Regions from separate parts of the Homo sapiens genome. Here regions 1 and 3 are each linked to region 2. A link is a loop called in an ENCODE intact Hi-C map of the cell type or tissue named here. Cell type or tissue: heart right ventricle. All regions are shown on one strand. Links, peaks and the distances in the headings refer to the core of each region. The heading gives the core; the rest is flanking DNA.

The links. A loop is a pair of places that touch in the nucleus more often than their neighbours do. Peaks named below come from ENCODE experiments on the same cell type or tissue, not always from the same donor. Only the 100,000 strongest peaks of a DNase experiment are listed, where the experiment ranks them.
Region 1: a loop joins it to region 2, with 2.1 times the contacts of the local background. A loop is called at or near these places in 11 of 110 quality-filtered maps.
Region 3: it touches region 2 in a loop (2.3-fold over the local background); 10 of 110 quality-filtered maps call a loop at or near these places.

What each region holds. Positions count from the first base shown.
Region 1 is chr7:130,353,855-130,358,854 of GRCh38, reverse strand. The region is part of intron 5 of CPA5 (carboxypeptidase A5); the gene reads right to left. Among named protein-coding and RNA genes, the nearest start is that of CPA5, 12 kb to the right of the region's middle. In heart right ventricle, for the core only: no CTCF peak of the experiment used is centred there; DNase peaks (open chromatin) are centred at 1,604 and 2,304; H3K27ac peaks cover 2,175 bases.
Region 2 is chr7:130,426,453-130,437,864 of GRCh38, reverse strand. CEP41 (centrosomal protein 41) reads left to right here. Exons shown (of 11, transcript NM_018718.3): 2 at 9,847-9,910. Among named protein-coding and RNA genes, the nearest start is that of CEP41, 8.9 kb to the left of the region's middle. In heart right ventricle, for the core only: no CTCF peak of the experiment used is centred there; a DNase peak (open chromatin) is centred at 6,874; H3K4me3 peaks cover 1,474 bases; H3K27ac peaks cover 4,302 bases.
Region 3 is chr7:130,275,603-130,280,602 of GRCh38, reverse strand. CPA2 (carboxypeptidase A2) reads right to left here. Exons shown (of 11, transcript NM_001869.3): 7 at 3,865-3,975; 8 at 2,687-2,777; 9 at 941-1,140. Among named protein-coding and RNA genes, the nearest start is that of CPA2, 11 kb to the right of the region's middle. RefSeq lists an enhancer at 2,240-2,534. In heart right ventricle, for the core only: CTCF peaks have their summits at 2,192 and 2,393 (motif pointing left); a DNase peak (open chromatin) is centred at 2,392.

The DNA.
Region 1 (5,000 bases), core at 1-5,000, 75 kb after region 2:
CAGAGGGCAGTATAATGCCTGGTTGGGTTAACCACTCACTCACTGCTCAGACCACCTACATAATCTTGGGACATTTTTCTCTGCTTGGGTCACAGTGAGATGAGCTAGTGTCCTTCACCCAAGCCCATGCCCTTATAATGGCATCCAGGAGCCAAGGCACCCCAGGATTCAGCACAGACTGTCCAGTGTGGGAAGTACTCAGGTCGTCTGCCACAGAGGATGCTGAGAAAGCATCCTCATTAACGCGAGTTGCCCTTTGTTTGCAGCACTGGGCCACAACTAAGTCTTGCTGATAACTTATTTGGGGCTAGAGCCTTAGTTGACCAAGCTTCTTTATGTTCATGATCTCACTTGATCTGGTCAGATGACCTGAAAACAGGACAGAAATGAGCTATTTCTGTTTTAGAGCTAAAGCAGATTGGAGTGGTAAAGGGACTTAATGGCAAAGCTAACAAGTGGTGGAGGTGAGATAAGAACCAGGCATTCTAGTCTGTACCCTTGGGTTCCTTAAGGCCAACTATCAAAACTAAAGGCCAACAGTAATAACACATATGCAGGTTGGGCATGGTGGCTCACACCTGTAAACGCAGCACTTTGGGAGTCCAAGGCAGGAGGGTCGCTGGAGCCCAGGAGTTTGAGACCAGCCTGGGCAACAAAGCAAGGCCCCATCTCTACAAAAAATTAAAATTAAAAAATTAGTCAGGCTTGGTGACGCATGCCCGCAGTCCCATCTACTTAAGCTGAGGCAGGAGGACTGCTTGAGCCCGGGAGTTGGAGGCTAGAGTGAGCTATGATTGAGAGTGAGTTATGATCGTACCACTGTACTCCAGGCTGGGCAACAGAGTGACACCCTATTTCTAAACACACACACACACACACACACACACACACACACACACACAGAGGCACAAAAACACACACATACACAGATATGTTTATGTCTGTGTGTATGCATATGTGTGTAGACAGAAAGAGCATGCAAGTGTTAACAACAGCTAAAAACTCCATTGTACTATTCTTTCAATTTGAAAGATTTTTACAATGATGAAAACTCAAGGACCCCTGAGCATAAGAATGCAAGATACTAAAATCCCAAAAATATAAACCAAAATATTCGCAATGCCTGCTAAGATAGAAGAAGGCAGATTTGGAGTAAATTTTTTCTATCCTCTATTTTTACATTTTGGCAATGTGCTTATACTACTTCAATAAGAACTTTTTTTTTTTTTTTGAGATGGAATTTCTCTCTTCTTGGCCAGGCTGGAGTACAGTGGCGTGATCTCGCCTCACCGCAACCTCTGCCTCCCAGGTTCAAGCGATTCTCCTGCCTCTGCCTCCCGAGTAGCTGGGATTACAGGTATGCACCACCACGCCTGGCTAATTTTTTGTATTTTTAGTAGAAACAGGGTTTCTCCATGTTGGTCAGGCTGGTCTTGAACTCCCAACCTCAGGTGATGCACCCACCTCAGCCCAGAACTTTTAAATGAATAAATAATAGCAAAACCAAAAGCCCTAATGGCTGCTGTGGAGTCTTCCACCCCCGTCAGGAAGAGCGGTGTCCCTCCCCGCCCCACCTGCCACAGATGAGGCAATGCCTAATGACTCACTCATCCCCGAGGCCTAGTTGGCTTGCTTACAACGTTCAGGTTCATAGATTTAAAAATGGGACTGGAAATTGATGTTTGGGGCTCACTTTATTTTTGAGCACCAACTCCATGCGAGGCAATTACAGTTGCGATGTTTTCCAGCTGCACTAGCTGGCCAGGGGCAAAGCTGGGATTGCTGGGTAAGTTAGATGTGGCCGGAGGAGCCCCGGTCCTCTCTGGCCCTTCACAAACACTTCTGGGAAGCTCTAACAAAAGGAATTTGTCTTCTTCCCAGGAAGCTGACCCAAATCTCAACAGCCTACCATGACCAATGTGTGCCAGCCACTGTGTGCCTGGTGCCATCAGCTGTGACGAGCAGCTGCAAGGAAGACAGCAGCCTGCCAGCTGTGAGGACAAGGCAAAGGGTCTCCAAGGATCTGGTGGAAGCCTGAAGTTGGGGTGAAAGTGGAGGACAGGGAGGAGAAATCGGAAAAAGAAAGGACTAGAAGACTCAATTTTCCCTACACAGCCTGGGACACCCACAGGAAGACAGGACCCAGGAGGCTGTCCTTTGTTCCACACAAGAGCTTGGAGGCAAATGGGAAGTCAGCACCAAACTGCAAATAACTTTCCAGACACCCTCACAGCCTTGTGAATGGAGGTGACACCCTCTTTCAAACTGGGAATTCTCAGCCCTCACAGCTGGCCCCACTTCCAGGAACAGGAATCTGCCTTGGCCTGGAAAATGCACCAGCGTTTGCTCCATTCCTGGGGCTGGGGGAAGGGGATGGGTGACGGAAGAATGCGGTCAGGCCACAGGCTGAGGAATGCCTAATGACAGCCCTGTCAGGCTTCTCAGGAAAAAACAACAAAACAAAGAAACCAACCAACTCAGAAGTAAGCCATCTGCCTCCCTGGAAGCCATAACCTGACAGGGAAAGTAATACCTCAGTGTGAATTAATTTACGATGAGTCAAGGAAGGATGGGGGCCCTAAGGGAAGAACAGTCCTCCCGGGTTGGGCAGGGGAGGAGGTAGCAGGGCCCCAGTGCTGAAGCTGAGGCGGAGGAGAGCAGATCTCTCACAGCCGAACTCCAGCCACAGATGCAAAATGGACGCAGCTCATGGAAACAGAGTGGGTTGGGGGCTCTGGGACAGCAGCCGCTGCCTCTCCTCCCACGTTCCTGGCCTTCTCTTCCAGGTCTAACATCTGCAGTAGCAGCTATGTGGCCAGTAGCAACTCCAGTCCTGTGGCACTGGATGTGGGGGGTGGCTGCTGATCTGAAGTTTTCAGAATGGACCCCCTCAGAGGTCAAGGCCAAACCACAAGGCTTCCCTGTCTAAAAGGCAAAGTTAAAGTGCCACACAGACAACAGTGATGACCACTGAGGGGACAGATGCCTTGAGAGTGGAGTCTGAGGGTGCGGGAGCTCAGGTTAAACCCTGATCCTGCCACCAACTCCATCAAATTACTAACATCTCTGTGCCTCAGTTTCCCCATTGTAAAATGGAGGTCATGTTATCACATACTTTATCACATACTTTAAAATGTTCTCATGAGAGCCAGGCGCAGTGGCTGACACCTGTAATCCCAGCACTTTGGGATGCCAAGGCAGATGGATCACTTGAGGCCTCCGGAGTTCAAGACTGGCCTGGCCAACATGGCAAAACCCTGTCTCTACTAAAAATACAAAAATCAGCCAGGCGTGGTGGCGCGCGCCTGTAAGCCCAGCTACTTGGGAAACTGAGGCAGGAGAATTGCTTGAACCCAGGAGGCGGAGGTTGCAGTTAGGGGCGATTGTGCCACTGCACTCCAGCCTGGGCGACAGAGCAAGACTCCATCACACAAACACACACACACACACACACACACCAATGTTCTCATGAGGATTAGAAGGGTTAATACATGCTAAATGCTTAGACTTTTGCCAGGCATGTAGTAAATGCTAGTGAATGTTAGCTATGATGATGAGGAGGAGTGTGACAATGATAAGGAGGGTGATAATAACTTTGGGGTGACTCCAGGGCTCTGTGATGGAGCATTACAAGGCATGACCAGGAAGTCTGGGTTTCTCCAGAGGTAGGATAGCTTCTGTAGGACTTGGAGGGCAGAAAGCCCCCATTAATGGTCATCTGGGGGAGTCAGTCAGCACCTGACTTTCATGGGGCCCAACAGAGGGGCCTGGGTCCTCTTCTTCTGTCCCTACCCCCATGATGCAGGCAGCCTCCATCTCTCTTAGGGTCTTGCCCATCACTGCTGCTGTCTTCCCTGGCTTCTCCTGCAATCTTTCCTGTTGTCTTCTTCTCCTCTCTGGAGCTGCCACTCACCCACAGACCAGCCAACAGCATTTCTACCTTTAAAACTCTGCTATTCAAGCCAGGCATGGTGGTGCACGCCTGCAGTCCCAGCCATTCGGGAGGCTGAGGCAGGAGGATCTCTTGAGCCCAGGCGTTCAAGGCTGCAGTACGCTATGACTGTGCCTGTGAATAGCCACTTTACTCCACCCTGGGCAATATAACAAAACCCCATCTTAAAAAACAAAAACAAACAAACAAAAAAACCTCTCGTGGTTCACGCCTATGATCCCTGCACTTTGGGAGGCTGAGGCAGGTGGATCACTTGAGGCCAGGAGTTTGGGACCAGCCTGGCCAACATGGTGAAACCCTGTCTCTACTTTAAAAAAAAAATTAATAATAATAATACAAAAATTGGCCAGGGGTGGTGGTGTGTGCCTGTAATCCAAGCTACTCGGGAGGCTGAGGCATGAGAATTGCTTGAGCCTGGGAGGTGGAGGCTGCAGTGAGCCGAGATCATGCCACTGTACTCCAGCCTGGGTGAGGGAGTGAGACCCTGTCTCAAAAAGAAAACAAATAAACAAATAAAAACTGTACTCTTCAGCTAGCAAGATAATAATTTAAAGAAGTAAAGAATTAAATTATATAAGCAATGAGAAAAAGGTAAATGTCAACAAGAGTGAAATGGGAAAGAAAGAGGAAGTTGGAGAAGTGGGGAAGAAGGGTACAATTTAAAATAAGATGAGCAGTCTGGCGTGGTGGCTCACACCTGTAATTTCAGCACTTTGGGAGCTCGAGGTTGGCGGGTTGCCTGAGCCCAGGAGTTCAAGAGCAGCCTGGGCAACATAATCAGACCCCATCTCTACAAAAAATACAAAAATTAGCTGGGTATGGTGACATGGGCCTGTAGTCCCAGGGCCTGTACTTAGAAGGCTGAGGCGAGAGGATGGAGTGAGCCTGGGAGTTCGAGGCTGCAGTGAGCCATGATCGTGCCACTGCACTTAAGCCTAGACAACAGAGTGAGATCTTGTCTCAAAATAAATAAATACAATAAAATGAAAAGCCTTATGACCATTGCAAGGGCTTTGGCTTCTACTCCAAATTAGTTGGGTTTTAAGCA
Region 2 (11,412 bases), core at 3,981-8,980:
CATTTATTTGCCAGTGAGTTTGGCTGAGTATAGAATTATTGGTTGAAAATCATCAACATCTTTTTTTTTCTTTTTCTTTTTTTTTTTTTTTTTTTTTTTTGAGACAGTCTTGCTTTGTCACCCAGGCTGGAGTGCAGTGGTACAAACATGGCTCACTATATCCTTGACCTCCTGGGCTCAAATGATTCTCCCACTTCCTGAGTAGCTGGGACCACAGGTGTGTGTCATCGTGCCCAGCTCATTTTTTTGTATTTTTTATAGAGATGGGGTCTCCCTATGTTGCCCAAGAGGGTCTTGAACTCCTGGGCTCAAGCAATCCTGCCTTGGGCTCCCAAAGTGCTAGGATTACAGGTGTGAGCCACCACACCTGGCCATCATCAGCATCTTGCAAAACATTGCTTAGTGGTCTAGTGTCTTGTGTTGTTGTGAAGTCCAAAGCCATTCTCTTGCTTTGTGACTGAATTTTCCTCTCAGGAAGCTTGTGGAACCTTTTTTTTTTGTCCCCAGTGTGACTTTACAAAGATATTTATATTTTCACTCATTTTGATAGGCACCAGAAATTTATGTCTTTTTAGTCTGAAAATTTTCTTAACTTTCTCTCTCCTATTTTCTCCATCCTCTTTTTCTTGAATTCATTATTCTGATGTTCTGTATTCATATAGATAACCTATATGACTGGTTCTCTGATTTTCGTAACTTTCATCTCCTGTTTCCCTCATCTTTGTCTTTCTGCTCCCTTTGGGAGATTTAATTTTTATCTTCCAATCCTTCATTTTAGTTTTTAATTTCTGCCATCATGTTTTTAATTTGTTTGTTTGTTTGTTTTGAGATAAACTCTCACTCTGTTGCCCAGGCTGGAGTGCAGTGGTGCGATTTCGGCTCACTACAACCTCCGCCTCCCAGGTTCAAGCGATTCTCCTGCCTCAGCTTCCCAAGTAGCTGGGATTACAGGCACCTGCCACCACGCCCAGCTAATTTTTTTGTATTTTTAGTAGAGACGGGGTTTTACCATGTTGGTCAGGCTGGTCTTGAACTCCTGACTTCAAGCCATCCACCTGCTGCCTTGGCCTTCCAAAGTGATGGGATTACAGGTGTGAGCCACTGTGCCCAGCCCATGTTTTTAATTTTTAAGAGCTCTGTTTTTTGCTCTGTTGTACTTTTAAAAAACGTTTTATTTCAAAATAAGTATAGATTCACAGGAAGTTGCAAAAAAAAAAAAAATAGTACAAAGAAGTCCTATGTATCCTTCACCCATTTTCCCCAATGATTATATTTTACATGAGTACAGTACAGTATCAAACTAGAAAATAGAAATTTGCACAATGTATGTATAGTTCTAGGCCATTTTATCACTTGTATAGATTTAATCAAGATTTACATATATGTAGATTTGCAATCAAGATAAAGAACTATTGCATCACTAGAAATATCTCCAAGCTACTCTTCTGGTCACACCTACTTTCTTCCCTCTCATCATCCTAACCCTGGGTAACCATCTCCATAATTTTGTCATTTTGACAATTTTACATAAATGGAATCATACAGTATGTGACCTTTTGAGATTGGCTTTTTTTTTTTTCACTCAAGATAATGTCCTTGAGTCGCATACAAGTTGTTGCATGTAGCAGTAGTTCATTCTTTCTGGTACCTGATCAGTATTCTGTGGTATGAATGTACAGCAGTTTTTTTGTTTTGTTTTGTTTTGTTTTTTGAGACGGAGTCTCACTCTATCACCCAGGCTGGAGTGCAGCGGCACCATCTCAGCTCACTGCAACCTCTGCTGCCTGGGTTCAAGTGATTCTCCTGCCTCAGCCTCCTGAGTAGCTGGGATTACAGCTTCCTACCACTGTGCCCGGCCAATTTTTTGTATTTTTAGTAGAGACAACATTTCACCATCTTGGCCAGGCTGGTCTTGAACTCCTGACCTAATGATCCACCAGCCTCGGCCTCCCAAAGTGCTGGGATTACAAGCGTGAGCTACTGTGCCTGGCCTGTACAGCAGTTTTTTAACCATTCAACTAGTATAGGACATTTTGGTTGTCATCAGTTTTGGGCTATTACAAATAAAGATGACATTTGGGTATAACTCTTTGTGTGGATGTTAATTTTCATTTATCTGGGATAAACGCCCAGGAGTACAATTGCTGGGTTGTATGGTAAACATATGTTTAGTTTTATTAGATACTGCCAAACTTTTCCAGAGAGGCTGTACCATTTTACATTCCTGCCAAGGGTGTATGAGAGATTCAGTTTTTGCATACTCTTGGCAACGTTCAACACTGTCAATATTTTTTATTTTAATGTTTATAATAGATGTGTAGTGCCATCTCATTGTGGTTTTAAGTTGCATTTCCTTAATGGATACCAAGCACATCTTTTCATGTGCTTATCTGTCATCCATATATCCTCTTCAGTAAAATATCTCTTTGTGTCTTTTGCCTATTTTCTATTTTTCTTAACTGTTGAGTTTTTGTTTCCTTTTGTGTTGTTGGTGATGACTGTAAATATTATTGCAAAACAAGGAAATGTAGGATTACATTTCCTTTCTTACTGCTTTTTGTTTTTTCCTGGAGTTTCTGTTTCCTTTATTTTTAATTCTATACTTTTAATGAATAATTCAGGACATTTTCTTATATCACTATGTACTATGTTTTCATAGTTATCTTTTCCAAACCTTCTCTGTACATTTGAACATGTGTGTGATTGGGGGATGGAGAGAAATATAAGAGTTTTATTTTGTAGTTTTGTTTTACATAAATGTTACAACATTGTATATATAGTTCTTTGACTTGATTTTTTTCACTTAACAATATATCCTGGAGATCTTTCCATGTCAGAAAAATATACCTCAGTGTAATGACTTCCTTTTAACTCTTACCTAAGTATTTGGTGTGGTTGTATCACAGTTTTGTTTATTTGTTTTTTTGTTTTGCTAGTTCTGTAAGACCTCAGTTGTACAAATGGACTGATATGATTTGATTATCTGTATACTTCAGTTATAGCCAATTTTGGTTCTTATTGCTTTTATTCCCACTCTTCTCCTTTGACTATAGACATCTGCTCCCATATATTTAATGTATATCTTTCTAATTCAGCAGCCATATTTTTCATATAAAACAGACATTATTTTGTGAGCTTAAAAATTTTACAAAAATAGTGTTATGCTATTTGTATACGATTTGCTTTTATCATGCAAATTATGCTTCAGATCCATCTATGTTGATAAATATGTCCAGTTTATTACTTTACCTATTGTATAGTAATCTAGCATGTGACTAGAGCACATTTTACCTATCAGTTTCCCCATGGTCATTTAGGTTGTTTTTGACTACCTGCAGTTACAAACACTGATGCAATGAATAGTTTTACTTTTGAGTTTTGAGAGCTCTTTATATATTTGAGATAGTAGTCCTTTGTCAGATATGTGCTTTGCAAATATTTCCTCCCAGTCTGTAGCTTATCTTTTCATCTTCTTCACAGGGTCTTTTGTAGAGCAAAAAGCAATTTTAAAAAAAATATATTTACTTTTTACATTTTTTTTCTGTAAGAGCTTTTTTGAGATGTAATTCACATAGCATATGTAATATTGGTTACAGTGGTTGTGGGGAATGAGATAATGTAGGTAAAATGCTTAGTGCCTGATGATATAGTAAGTACTCAATAAATGTTAGCAGCATTACCATGTTTCTTATTGTTGTTAAATCATCTCCGGCAAATAGAACAATTTGTTCTTTAAACTTGCTTTTAAAGTGGCTTTGCTATTAAAAATTTCTCCACTTGGAATACTTTTTCCATTCCTTCTTCCCATCTTTTTTATCCACAGAAGATCAACCCTTAAAACATAGCTCCAGTGTCCATTCTTCCATGAAGTCTTTCTTATCACCCCCAGTGGATGAACAATCTCCTTTGACATTCCTCCCTAGAGCCCTCCATGTCCGTGCTGCCCACGTGGCACCAGCATGCACACTACATGTTGCTCAGGTCTTCATTTGGCAGGTACTTGTTGCTCTCTCATTAGTAGAGGGTCTTGTAGTAGGTACAGAGATCTACAAGATAGAGCCCCTGTCCCAAGTGCAGGAGTAAGACGTGTGAATGGTACAAAGAACTGTGAATATTCAGTCAAGGAAGAGATTTCCATTTGACTAAGGCCTTCAGAGGAATCTTCCCAGAAGATAAGTTTGCCCTGAGTCTTGGAAGTCACGTAGAATTGAAATAGCTGGGCTGTGGTGGGTAGACAGGGAGGACATTTTCTTTTATGTAAACCCTCAAAGGGTCTTTGACATTTTTGGTTGTTTTCAAAGAGCCTGTAATGATACCACAAACAGGAACTTTCTCAACTTCCTGCCTCTTCCAGATGAACTTCATTCTGACCACCTACCTATCTTATATCTTTATCTTAAATAGATCCAAAATTGACCCTGCTGTCTGGGCTCTGGACCTCATCCTCTCCCACTCTCTCCATACCATTTTCAACCTCTCTTATCTTGCCCATTAGCCTGTATATACATCCTCAAATCTCTCCTTTTTTTTTTTTTCAAAACAAAATAACAGCAACAAAGATTATTCCTTAGCAACTCTCTTAAGGGAAAAAGAAAAGATCATCCAGCTACTGTCCTCTTTCCTCCTTCGCCTCTCATATACTTGATCTGCTGTTTTTTGCATCTGCCGCATCAGTTTCCCATAGCTGCTTCCACCAGGGCCGTCAACAATGTCCTGGTGTGCTAAATTCAAATTCACTTTTCTCTTGGTCTCTTACTTGAACAGCATTCTTGTTCACTTGTTCATACTTGACCTCTTGTTCTCTGACTTGACAGCATTGTTCACTGTTGGCCACTCCCTTCTTCCTGATTTAATTTTCATGACCCACTTTTGTATGGCCTCTTCTGAGTTTCATCCCAGGTGCCTCTCCTCCACCTGACCTTAAATGTTGGGGTTTTTCAGTCTGCACTCTCCTCAGCATGATTTTGTTCATTTCCATGGCTTCCTCTGCTGCCTGTAGGCTGACAACTCCCAAATCTTGTTTTTTTCTAGCCCAGGTCTCTCTCCTGATTTCTAGATGCAAGTAGCCAACTAGGTACTTCCATTTCGTTTTTTGGGTTTTTTTTTAGTGAGAGTGTCACTCTGTCACACAGGCTGGATTGCAATGGCAGGAACATTGCTCACTGCAGCCTTGACCTGGGCTCAAGGGATCTTCCCACCCCAGCCTCTCGAGCAGCTGGGACCACAGGCACATGCCACCATGCCCAGCTAATTTTTTTTTTTTTTTTTTTTTTTTTGTGGAAACAAAGTTTCCCTGTGTTGCCCAGGCTGGTCTTGAACTGCTGGGCTCAAGCGATCCTCCCACTTTGGCCTCCCAAATTAATGGGATTACGGGTGTGAGCCACTGTGCCCAGCCGATAGTTCCATTTTAGACAACCCACAGATATCTCATACTCAGCACACTCCAACTGACCATATTATGTTTTTAATATGTGCTTCCTCAACTCCCTTTTTTGGAGAATGGTATCACTGTCCTGTTACTACATGAGTCAATTTTAAATTATATTGATTTAACATTTTAAAGATTTCTTGAAACGGTCTCTTCCTCTTCATCTTTACTACCACTTCCTTACTTCCTTAAGACTACAGATCCTCTTAGCACGATAGCCTTTCAACTGATTTTCATGCCTCCTTTCTTGACTCATATTCTCCAATATTGCTGCCAGGGTCACCTTTCTAAGACAGAAATATAATCTTGTCACTCCTCCTTCAAACTTCTTCAGTGACCCCTCATCATCTTCACCAACCTAGGCACTATTGGCGTTTGGGCTGGCTAATTCTTTGTGGTGGGGCTGTCCTGTAATTGTAGGGTATTTAGCAGCACCCCTGGCCTCTACCCACTAAGATGCCAGTAGCACCTCCTACCACCCAGTTGGGACAACCAAAAATGCCTCTAGACATTGACAAATGTCTTGGGGGTACAAGGAGCAAAATGGTACCTGTTCGAGATCCACTGATCTACAGGATGAAACCCAAGTTTTTTTAAACATGTATGCAAGGCTTTTTGTGATCTGCCCCTGCTGCCTCTCCAGCATCGTTTGTCCCCGTATTTCCCGCTATGCTCCAGGCCGGCCAGTTACTGTTAGATTGCTGAAAACTGTTGGTACTCCCTCTAGTCTCCACTCTTTCTCCATGCTTTTCCCTTGCCAGAAACCCCGTAGCTCTCACCCACTACTCCTTTAGCTTGACTAACCTCCTCAACCCTCAGAATTCAGCTCAGAAGTGACCTTTCAAGAAACAGTTCTTGACTCTTTTAACCTGGATTAGGTGCCAATCTGATGTGCTTTTGTCACACCCCCTCCTTCCCTTTCCTTGTTCCTCATGCAGCCTGGCGTCTGTTTATCCACTTGTCTGTCTTCCCAGCAGTCAGTGAAAGCTGGATGGCAAAGACTGTGTTTCTCACCTCTCTGTCCTCAGCACAGAGGCTTGCCCCTAGTAGGCACTCAGTAAATGTCCACCAAATGAATGGTTGGTGCTCAATAAGTCTTTGTGGAATGAACAGTCTTCCTTGAAAACAGCTTCTTTTTTCAGCTTCTTCACTTTGCACCATTCCATCCTGTTTATGTAATTGAAAGAAAGCCAGTTGGTCAGTAGGTCAAAAAGCAGTCACCCCACAAAGCAAGAATTTTAAATAAAAAAAAAGTATGTCAGTCCCATAAAATCTATGGTGCTCGGCTTGCAGTGGAGCACAAATAGTTTTACATTGCGGTTGGTACTAGAAAGTCAGGAACAAGAAATTGGACTGCAATGGGAACACAGAAAAGAAACTACATTTTTTTCTCTTGCAGCATATGGATTTCTCATTAGTCTATGTAAGGAAAAACCGGGGGCGGGAAGGGCTCAGCCACTGCAGCTGTCCACACTCTCTCCCCTCATCATTCTGCTGCCACCACACCTGGTCCCCAGAGACACCCTCACTTCTTAGCTATTTTGGCTTAGGTATGGACAAATCCCCTTGGTTCAGCAGAGACTAGCCTGGAATTTTTAAAAGAAGCTTTGCTAGGAAACTAGTGGGAAAAACAAAACAAAAGTAAAAACAGGAAATAGAGTATAGAAACGATAAAAAAAATACAGAGTGCAGAAAAAAAATCCCTTAGCCCAAGATAACTGCAATGTAGTATTAGCGTTACTTGACTCAATTTACCAGGCACATACTTTCCCTGTTTTTTGTTTGTTTGTTTGTTTCATTTTGCCATGATATTGTCTGTCTCTGGAGAATTTATACTGAAGTCTGGCTTTTCAATCTTTGTATGTTTTCCTTCTTTTACTAAAGAATCTGCTCTGTCTTTCTCTAGGGAAGGAATTGAAATTGGCATTATAGTTACTTTCTCATAGACAAGTTACTGATCATTTGGAGAAACAAGCTTTCCAACCTTTTTCTAAGGATAAAATAGCTCAGTGGTTCCAAACACAATCTGAGGACCGATGCTAAGAGTTGGTGATAAAGATGTGATTTGCCTGGGGTGAAGTGAAAATCACAATGTCATGAATGGTTTTTAATGACACTGAAGGACTGACCCTTTCACTCTGGGATTTTTTTTTTCCCCTTAGATGTTAAAATAGCAGATAGTTGTTGTGAGGCTTTTGCTTTGGTTTTGTTTTTTATGTCCTTGGCAATATTAAAAGGTGCCTCTAGTTTTAAAAAATTCTCCCTGGTCCTGAAATCCAAAACTCTGGCCAACAGATATTTTGTAAGACACTAAAGTATCCCATATCGTTTGTATGCTTTGTGGGTCATTTAAACCCTTATTTTATACGTAAATGTTTATTCTGCAATCTTCCTGACAGAGTATGCTGTAGTTAACTGTTTTCAAAGGCAAAGGATGCAGTTTTTATAAGTCCGATGTTCTCTTCTGAGGAACCAGATAGTTGCTGTAATACAATCTTCATTTTCGGTATTCACTTATTGACTGAATATCAATAAGTGTACTTACCATGCACTAGGTCCTAGGCGAATACAACCAGAGTAAGTCATTGTCCCTGCCTTCAGGGAAATCCTAGACTAGGGAAGAAGATTGAGGTTTAAACAATGGAGCGGGCTGTGAGTACTCTGGGAGCCAGGGAGAAGAAAGTGCCTAGTTCTGTACTGGACAGCTTTACAGAGGACATACATTTTGCCCAAGGAGTAGTGAAGGAAAGGCATTCTAGGCAGACATCTGCAAAGACTGGCAACCTGAATGAGTGTGCTGCATTAAGGAGACATTCCCAGCAACTTCAACATGGGAACATGAGGAAGGGTGGCAGAAGATAAAGCCAGGAAGACATTGCAGTAATTTCATGTTCCACAGCTACCTGTTATTGAAGAAAGGACTTTCATACCTGCAGGCCAGAAAAAGGCCTGAGCAAAAAGTGCTATTTCATAATGTCTTTGTTCATTAGCTTCTCCTCACTTAATGGCTTTCACAATCGCCACTCTAATTTAATGTGGGTTAATGTCTTATGCTTGGATTCAAAGAGTTAACTACCAGACAGCAGCACAAAGGAGACCTGACATATGCATTTTTGCTGACCCTAAACTTGAACTGAGCCCCAGGTGAGCCTCAGCTGCCACGAGAGCAGATGCCATGGTCGACATCCCTGGAGCTACAGACTCTGGGGAGCAGCGGGAGCCTGCCCACCTGGGGCCTGGCCTGCCCACATCTGGAGCACTGTGCTTAGGGCTGGATCCCTGCAGGGGAGAGATGGATAAAATCTCAGGGGTGTCCAGAGGAAATGGCCTAGAAACCATCATAAAGAAAGTGAAATGGAAGAGGGTCAGGACAACTGCCTTTGGTCATCTTAACAGATTTCTTGAGGCAGAGGCAGATGACTTACAGTGGGTTGCAACAGTGGACTGAATGAAAATTGGAAAGACTGATTTGGGCTCAATGTAAGAAATTATTTATTTATTTATTTATTTATTTATTTATTTTTTTGAGACAGAGTCTCACTCTGTCACCCAGGCTGGAGTGCAGTGGCACGATCTCCGCTCACCGCAACCTCCGCCTCCTGGGGTCAAGTGATTCTTCTGCCTCAGCCTCCCAAGTAGCGAGAGTATAGGTGTGCATCACCATGCCCAGCTAATTTTTGTATTTTTAGTAGAGAAGGGGTTTCACCATGTTGGCCAGAATGGTCTCTATCTCCTGACCTTGTGATCCACCTGCCTCGGCCTCCCAAAGTGCTGGGATTACAGGTGTGAGCCACCGAGCCTGGCCAAAAAGTAATTTTTTAGGCAGCTTTTTTTTTTTTCTTATCAGGTAGTGTGCTGAGATGAGTTTGATGAAATATGGAAGTGTTCTGACAGAAACAAGATAAATATATTCAGCTATGGAAATGCTGTTGAAAAGAATCCTATATTGAAAAGACAATTGGACCTCTGGAGCTCATTCCATCTTTTTTTTTTTTTTTTTTTTTTTTTGAGTCAGAGTCTCTCTCTGTCACCCAGGCTGGAGTGCAGTGGCATAATCTCACCTCACCTCGCTGGAGCCTCTGCCTCCCGGGATCAAGCGATTCTCCTGCCTCGGCCTCCCGAGTAGCTGGGATTACAGGCGCCCATCACCATGCCTGGCTAATTTTTGTATTTTTAGTAGAGATGGGGTTTCACCATGTTGGTCAGGCTGACCTCGAACTCCTGACCTTAGGTGATCCACCCACCTCGGCCTCCTAAAGTGTTAGGATTACAGGCGTGAGCCACCATGCCCGGCACCATCTTTAATTTCTAAGAAATTTTAGCACTTTTTTTCCATTTTTAAAGTATCTGACTCCTGACTTTACCTTATCGTTATCCTTACATTAACCCAATTAATTGTGAATTTCCTTATTTTTTAGTATCTGATGAAAAGGATACCACAGAACCCAAGATACCAGCATATCAAATCAAGACTGGACACTGGTGAGTAAAGATTAGAAAATTAGAATTAAAAAAAATCTAATAGCTAATTATTGACAGAAAGCAACCCCACATATCTGGTATAAATCACAGCTAAAAGTTTCTCACTGTTTTGCCTGATGTCTTTCTCGGCTCAGGATTTATCCTTGAAAGATGTTTTTCAGATTATCAGTAAAAATTCATATTTACATAATTTAGCTTATTATTCCTTACCACATAAGAAATAATATAAACTGAGAAAATGAAATTCCAGAAATCAAAACCATTGTTCAGTAAGTTTCAGGGCTGAAGCTAAATAAATATCAGGAGGTCAGCCTCTATTTTGGAATACCTTAAGTATATTCCTTTAAACTGGCAGTAACGGATTAGACACATGCATATTTGTTCAATGCAGTGTTTGCAAAGTGCTGACCATATGGCAAGTTATGGACCATGAGAGATGTAAAGCTGAGTATGAATTGTGTTTTTTTTTTAGTTAAAGAGTTTAGATTCAAGCGGAGGCAGACAGACTTGAATGAGTAACTGAAATACCAGTCAGAATTTAATTAGTGCTGCAGTGCAGGTAAAATGAACTGCTTATTTCCACGCTGTTCCCATTTTTCAGTGTTGTGATAAAGACTGCTGCCCAGACCCTAGTGGATTTTCAGTCTTGTGAGGTTTTGGTTGTTTGTTTTTGTTTTTTTTCAACCTTTTAAAGCCTGCTGTGGAAAATTCACGTGATTAAAATGGTTTCGCTAGTGGATTGGGGTACTGTATGCCTTTAGCAATACCGAATTTCCCACTAGTAACCTCAAGACAATTGAGAAAAGTAAATGACGATGTTGACTTTGTTTAAATCATTTTGTTTATTTTGTTTCTCTTTCTCCAGTCTCCTTCAAAAAATCATTATCTTCCATTATGCATGTTTCTTCATATAAAATAGACTTAAATTCAGTGTTTTAAATTCACCTCATTTGCAGATGCTATTTCTTGGTACCCGTCATTCAGACATTTCCATGCCGTACAGATATTTATCCTTGCAAATATCCCACTTGATGGGCAGGTGAAAATATTATCTCTGTCTTAGAAGAGGAAATTGTGGCACGGGGATTTTGTGATTTATTCGGAGTTCAATAAAGGAGAGAGAACTAGGATTATATACAGGATGAGGAAGTCAATATTGGAGATCTGGTGCCAAGTCTGGTGTACTGTTTCTTAGGCCGTACTGTTCCTGTATTTCCCCCAAGCCTTGTTTCTTCTGCCACAAAAACCCTCAGCTCTTTCATCTCTACCCATCTAACCCCTAATTGCAACTGTGATCCACCCTTCTGAAGTAAGTGATTCTGTGAGGTAAGCACCTAGATTTAAAATGCTGTATTTTTTCTGAGGAGTCTAGATATTATTTTACAGACTACTATAAAGGAAGGAATTTCTTTTGGAATCTGTATACTTTCTTATAATTAAAACTTTAAGAGCTGAGGTTTATTTCAGATATATAGATTTGTCTATGCCTTCATAGTTTGTTT
Region 3 (5,000 bases), core at 1-5,000, 150 kb after region 2:
CTAATCATAGCCTAGATTGACTATCTGCTAGAGGTTTGAGCACAGGTTTAGATAATTTAAGGTCATCTAGGTCTAAAAAAAGAACATTTTAGAACATTCTTTTTCCCTGATATGACCTTGAATGGTAATACTGACCATCAAAACCTCACAGCGCTCAAATCTAACTGATGAGATGAAAGGCATACTTGAATTGGAATAATCTAATCTATTTCTGCATGAGGCTGCTGACAATAATCTACTTGAAGGTAAATTGACAAAAAGGTCCCAACTCTGGGCTTATTTCTAACATATGGGTTTCATAAACCAAGCCTAAAAGCCAAATTAGAAATAATTTGCACATTCTTTTTAGCTGGGGATAGCTCTTGCTCAGTTGTGAACAGCCTCCTGAGATGTCACCATCTGATCTAAGGCTGGGGCCAGTTGGCTTATTCCTGAAACAGGAAGGGTGACAGAAGGTATCAAGTTAGGGAAGTGAGTGTTTTACCCCCAACATCATACACCAGTGCATCGTCATGGTAGATCACAGAGCCAAAGATCCCAGAAAAGTATAAGACAAGTTGCTGAGAAGCAGAATTGCTCAGCTTGGAGCATTTGACTACCAATCCAAAAGCCTCATATCCAAATCCAAGGGTTTTTTCCCCCATATGCAACAGAAAAGCATGTTCTGGGAATTTATGCTCAAACCAGGCTCCTGCTCATCTAGACTAAGGTAACAATAACTTCATGAATTCTATTTCCCAAAGAAACTTAATATAGGAAAGTTCAAAATCAGTCTTTCAAACCTTTGGCTGCATCATAATCTTCTCGGTGGTTGAACTTATGTTTCATTCATTGCTGTAATGGTACACCTCCACCTTAGGGCATGACTTTATGCCTGAAACTTACTTGACCACACAATGGATGTTTGTTGCTTGGCTGAAATTAAGTTTCAGAAACTCACCAGCTCATCAAAGTCATCTAACTTGGTACATTTGTACCCATAGGGGAACATCAGCAGCTGGGAATAGCTGTGGAGGGTAATGAAGGCCTTGACTTTTCCATGACTCTTGATGAAGTCCACTATGGATTTCACTTCAACTTCAGAGTTGGCACTGGGTCCGTGGTATGAATCAGAGCAAGGGTTGCTGCTGGCTCCAGGTCCTGGGGAGATGCAGAAGTAGCCCAGTGAGGACAGTGAGCTCTAAGAAGACACTGTAGGGAGGAGGTCACCATGCATCACTAATTTTCTCCTCTGGAAGTCGGGGCAAGATTGTCATTGTGTTAGATCAAGTCTCTTCCAAAGGTTATAGTCAGAAAGCCTAACTGAAGTGATTCTGGACACATCTCTTCTTCAAAAAATATGGTTCCTCTATACAGTAGAAAGAGCCATCTAATTAGATCATCTCCTCTCTGTAGGAGTTATTGGAAGAAAAGCTAGATTTAATATTATGGATGGAATTCCTGCATTGGGTGGGAGTTTAGCAAGTTCATTTTCTGGGATCTCATCCAATTCTTAGAGTCCAACAGTAGAAGATTCTATGCATCTGTAATTCCAAGGCACAAAGCCAGAAATGCAAGGAACCTCTGACACCCTTTCTGCAATGAGGAAATCATGACTACATTTGACAACAAGGCCACCTTTGGCCTTGATTTTCTCAGCAACTAGAGTGGCTCAAGACCACTGAAATGGGTCCATTGTAGGCCTGGCCAGGGCTCTCACTGCTAGAGAAACTTCCAGGGGATGAGTAGGGGTCAGGATTCCCTAGGCTCCCCATGTGATACAGACAAAACGTCACCTTATTTTAAAATTATTTAATGAAAATAATATCGGGGGGATTGACATTGAACTGTGGGCCATTGCTCAGTATTGTGCTTTAATTATTTTTCCACTACACTAAAAAAAAAAGAAGAAGAATTGTCAAAGCAATGAATGAAGTTGCCACTCATCCATATCCTGTAGCAGTTCTCTACAGTCCTGTCTTAGTTCCATAACTCTAATTAATTAATTTGTCTTACAAATACATAGTGATTACCTTCTGCGTTGCAGACACTGTGCTAGGTGTTAGGAATACTACAGTGAAAAAGACACAGCTCCTGACCTCAATTTTATCATAGCCTAGTGAGGGGGAAAAAATTTAATTCTATGGTTACTGAAACATAAGGGGTTTTCACCAGTACCTGAGGCCATAAAGGAGCCCCTAACTAGCCTGACACGGAACTCCAAAACATAAGCGCTGTCACAAAGCCAGGGCAGCAAGCTCACATTTTATATTTGAATCTGTTTTGAAAGTCAGTTTCTCCATCCTGTGTGTATGTACTTCTTTTTAGTTTTCTTTCTCGAAGCATCCATAGATGATGTAATGCTTCTCCTTGGAATAGATCCTATCCCCCTCTAGTGGCTGGCTCAGGGCTTCCCGAGTCCTCCCGCCACTGTGCAAAGTCTTGCTCCCGCTGCACAGAAGGCTAACCGGGCGACAGCTTGTGGGAAAACCAAGATGTGAGACAAAATATATTAAATGCTGCTCAGAGCTCTGTGACAGCACTGTGCTCCTGTGAAGGGAATTTAGTTAAGTGTTTTTCAAAGAGGTTTTTAAATGGCTTAAATCCTGGATGGGCTTAGCCAGCTGATGCACTGCAGGGCCATTTGAACCAGCTTGTGGGCCAGACCACGGGCTGACCATCCCTGGGGGCAAGTCCCTGCGCTCACCTCCAAAACCTGCATCCCAGTTCCGGTTAGGATCCACACCAACACAGAGGCTTCCAGATACCTTGGACCGGGTCTTCCGCCACATACGATTCTTTCAGATCCCACCCAAAAAGCACATGGAAAAAAAGAAAGAGGGTCATTCAGCCTGATCAGAAGGTTCCTTTAGAATTCTGTCAATTTCCCTAGTTCTCTGGGACACTCCTTTCCCTTGGCTTGGGGAGGTGTTGGACAGTCCTCATACAGGTTCTGCTAGGAGTTTCTCTGCCATCTCACCAAAGTGAGACATGAATACGCCCCCATCTCCTCAAATGAACGCCTGCCAAACACGTGCCATGGAACCCTAGTTCTGTCCAAGGCCAACAGCAAGAACCAAAAGCAGAAGAGAGGGTTCTGCAATGAGCCTATTTGGGGAAAATATGGAGCTAACTTGGTAAACTTACTTCAGAACTTCTAAGGATTGTTAATGCCTTGTTTTTTATAAACCTCTAAGAAACGGATACGGTGGGCGGTGTTTCCTGGTCTTGACAATGGAACCCTTGATTCATATGGTATCTCATGGGATGAGTACTAGTATTAGTATCAGTTTCTTTGAAAATGTCTTTGAAAACGCTACCGTAGTTAGCTCTTTCTAAAAATAAACTTGAAGCTGTCATTCATCTTGAATATATGTGGGGTCATGGTTGCTACAATAGTGTATTGTAATGAGATTTTAAGGGAAAAAAAAAACCATGTAACTCTTTTAAGTGATATTATGGAGGATTTCTCCCACAGATTTTAAGTAAAATGCTAGATGTACTGTACTGCCCACCTAAATCCTACTGCAATCTAATTGTCAGCAGGTAACATCCGCCTCCTCTTTTCTATCAATCCTACCACAAAAAATTGCAGAGATAATTGGAACAAATCTCCTAGATGACTCATGGTGAACACTGAGCTCTAATAGCCCAGCCTAACAGCTGAAATGGGCTCTGGCTGAGGCAACATATAAAGACATCATGTGTTGGAATAAGAAGTGATTATAACCACTTCTCTAACCCTCATTTCCGGGTGACTACTGAGAAATTAGACATTCCATTTAGAGTAAATCAAGAAAAGAATGAGTATTTTTATTTTGCTTTTGAAGTTCCTACACATCTCCTTAGGTCCTTGTTGAAGAAGGGAACAAAATCCAGGCTTACTTTGGTTTGAGAGAACACGTATCCATCAGGGTTTGTGACTGGCAGGAGGAAGATATCCAGGGCATCCAGAATGGAAGTGATGGATGGGTCCTTTCCATAATCAGAAACAATCTGAGCAAAGACAAGATACATGTCAACCTCACACACCGCTTTTGTTGGGAACACAGGACAGAATAGTAAGGTAGTGTTTTTTCCAGATGTGAACCAGGGATCACTATTGATCAAGGAAAGTCTTCTAGGCATCCAGCAGTCCGGTCTCCTGCAATGTTAATGTGTTGAATATGCTAGCGTCTATACTTTTATTTCTAATCAGAATAATTTACTTCTATTGAGTAAAAATCAGATATCATATATCTACTCTTTCAAAAGCAGTAACATTCTTCCTATCCATCCCAGTGAGACATTTTGCAATAGTGAGCAGTGATATATGTGACTTATGTGGACCTATGCACCAAAGAAATTTTGTTTGGTATTCCTTAATCCCTACATGAGATAACTTTCCAAAAGAACTCACAACAAACATCAGATTACTTAAATATGCAGAGACATTGCTAAAGACACAGAGAACAAGTTAAATTCCATTTGGGGAATTACATTTTTACTTGCCATTAACCGCAGTTGAGTTGAAGTTTCTGCTGGATTAAAATTTATTCATTTCCTGTGCTCAGCCATCCTAAGGCATTATTATTCAACTGTTAAATATCCATTTCATAATACCCTAAAGGTAACCGCATTTTAATTGAAGGGAAAAATGTATCAGTCGGTATGCACGTGGTTGCACATGCTTGAATGATCTGATGTGGATTGATTTCCTCTGCTCGTGAATTAACATTCTGATTTATAGCATGTCATTTTTGAATTACCTAAGAAATACCAGACTAGGTCATACCCAGCCCCATTTCCTGACTCTAATGCCAACAAACTTGTGGAAGAGAGATCTTACTACACCCTACCTTCAAAATCAAATTTGGGAAATTTTCAGAACAACCCAAACACCCTTAGCCAACTCCACTTTGGATCTGTGGGTTAACTCTTCTTGCGCCTGTTTGTATTTTCCAGGTGACCCCCTTTCATGATTTTATAAATTTCTAGCATATCACACCTCAGCCCTCAGGGTTCCAGGCAGCAAAGTGATT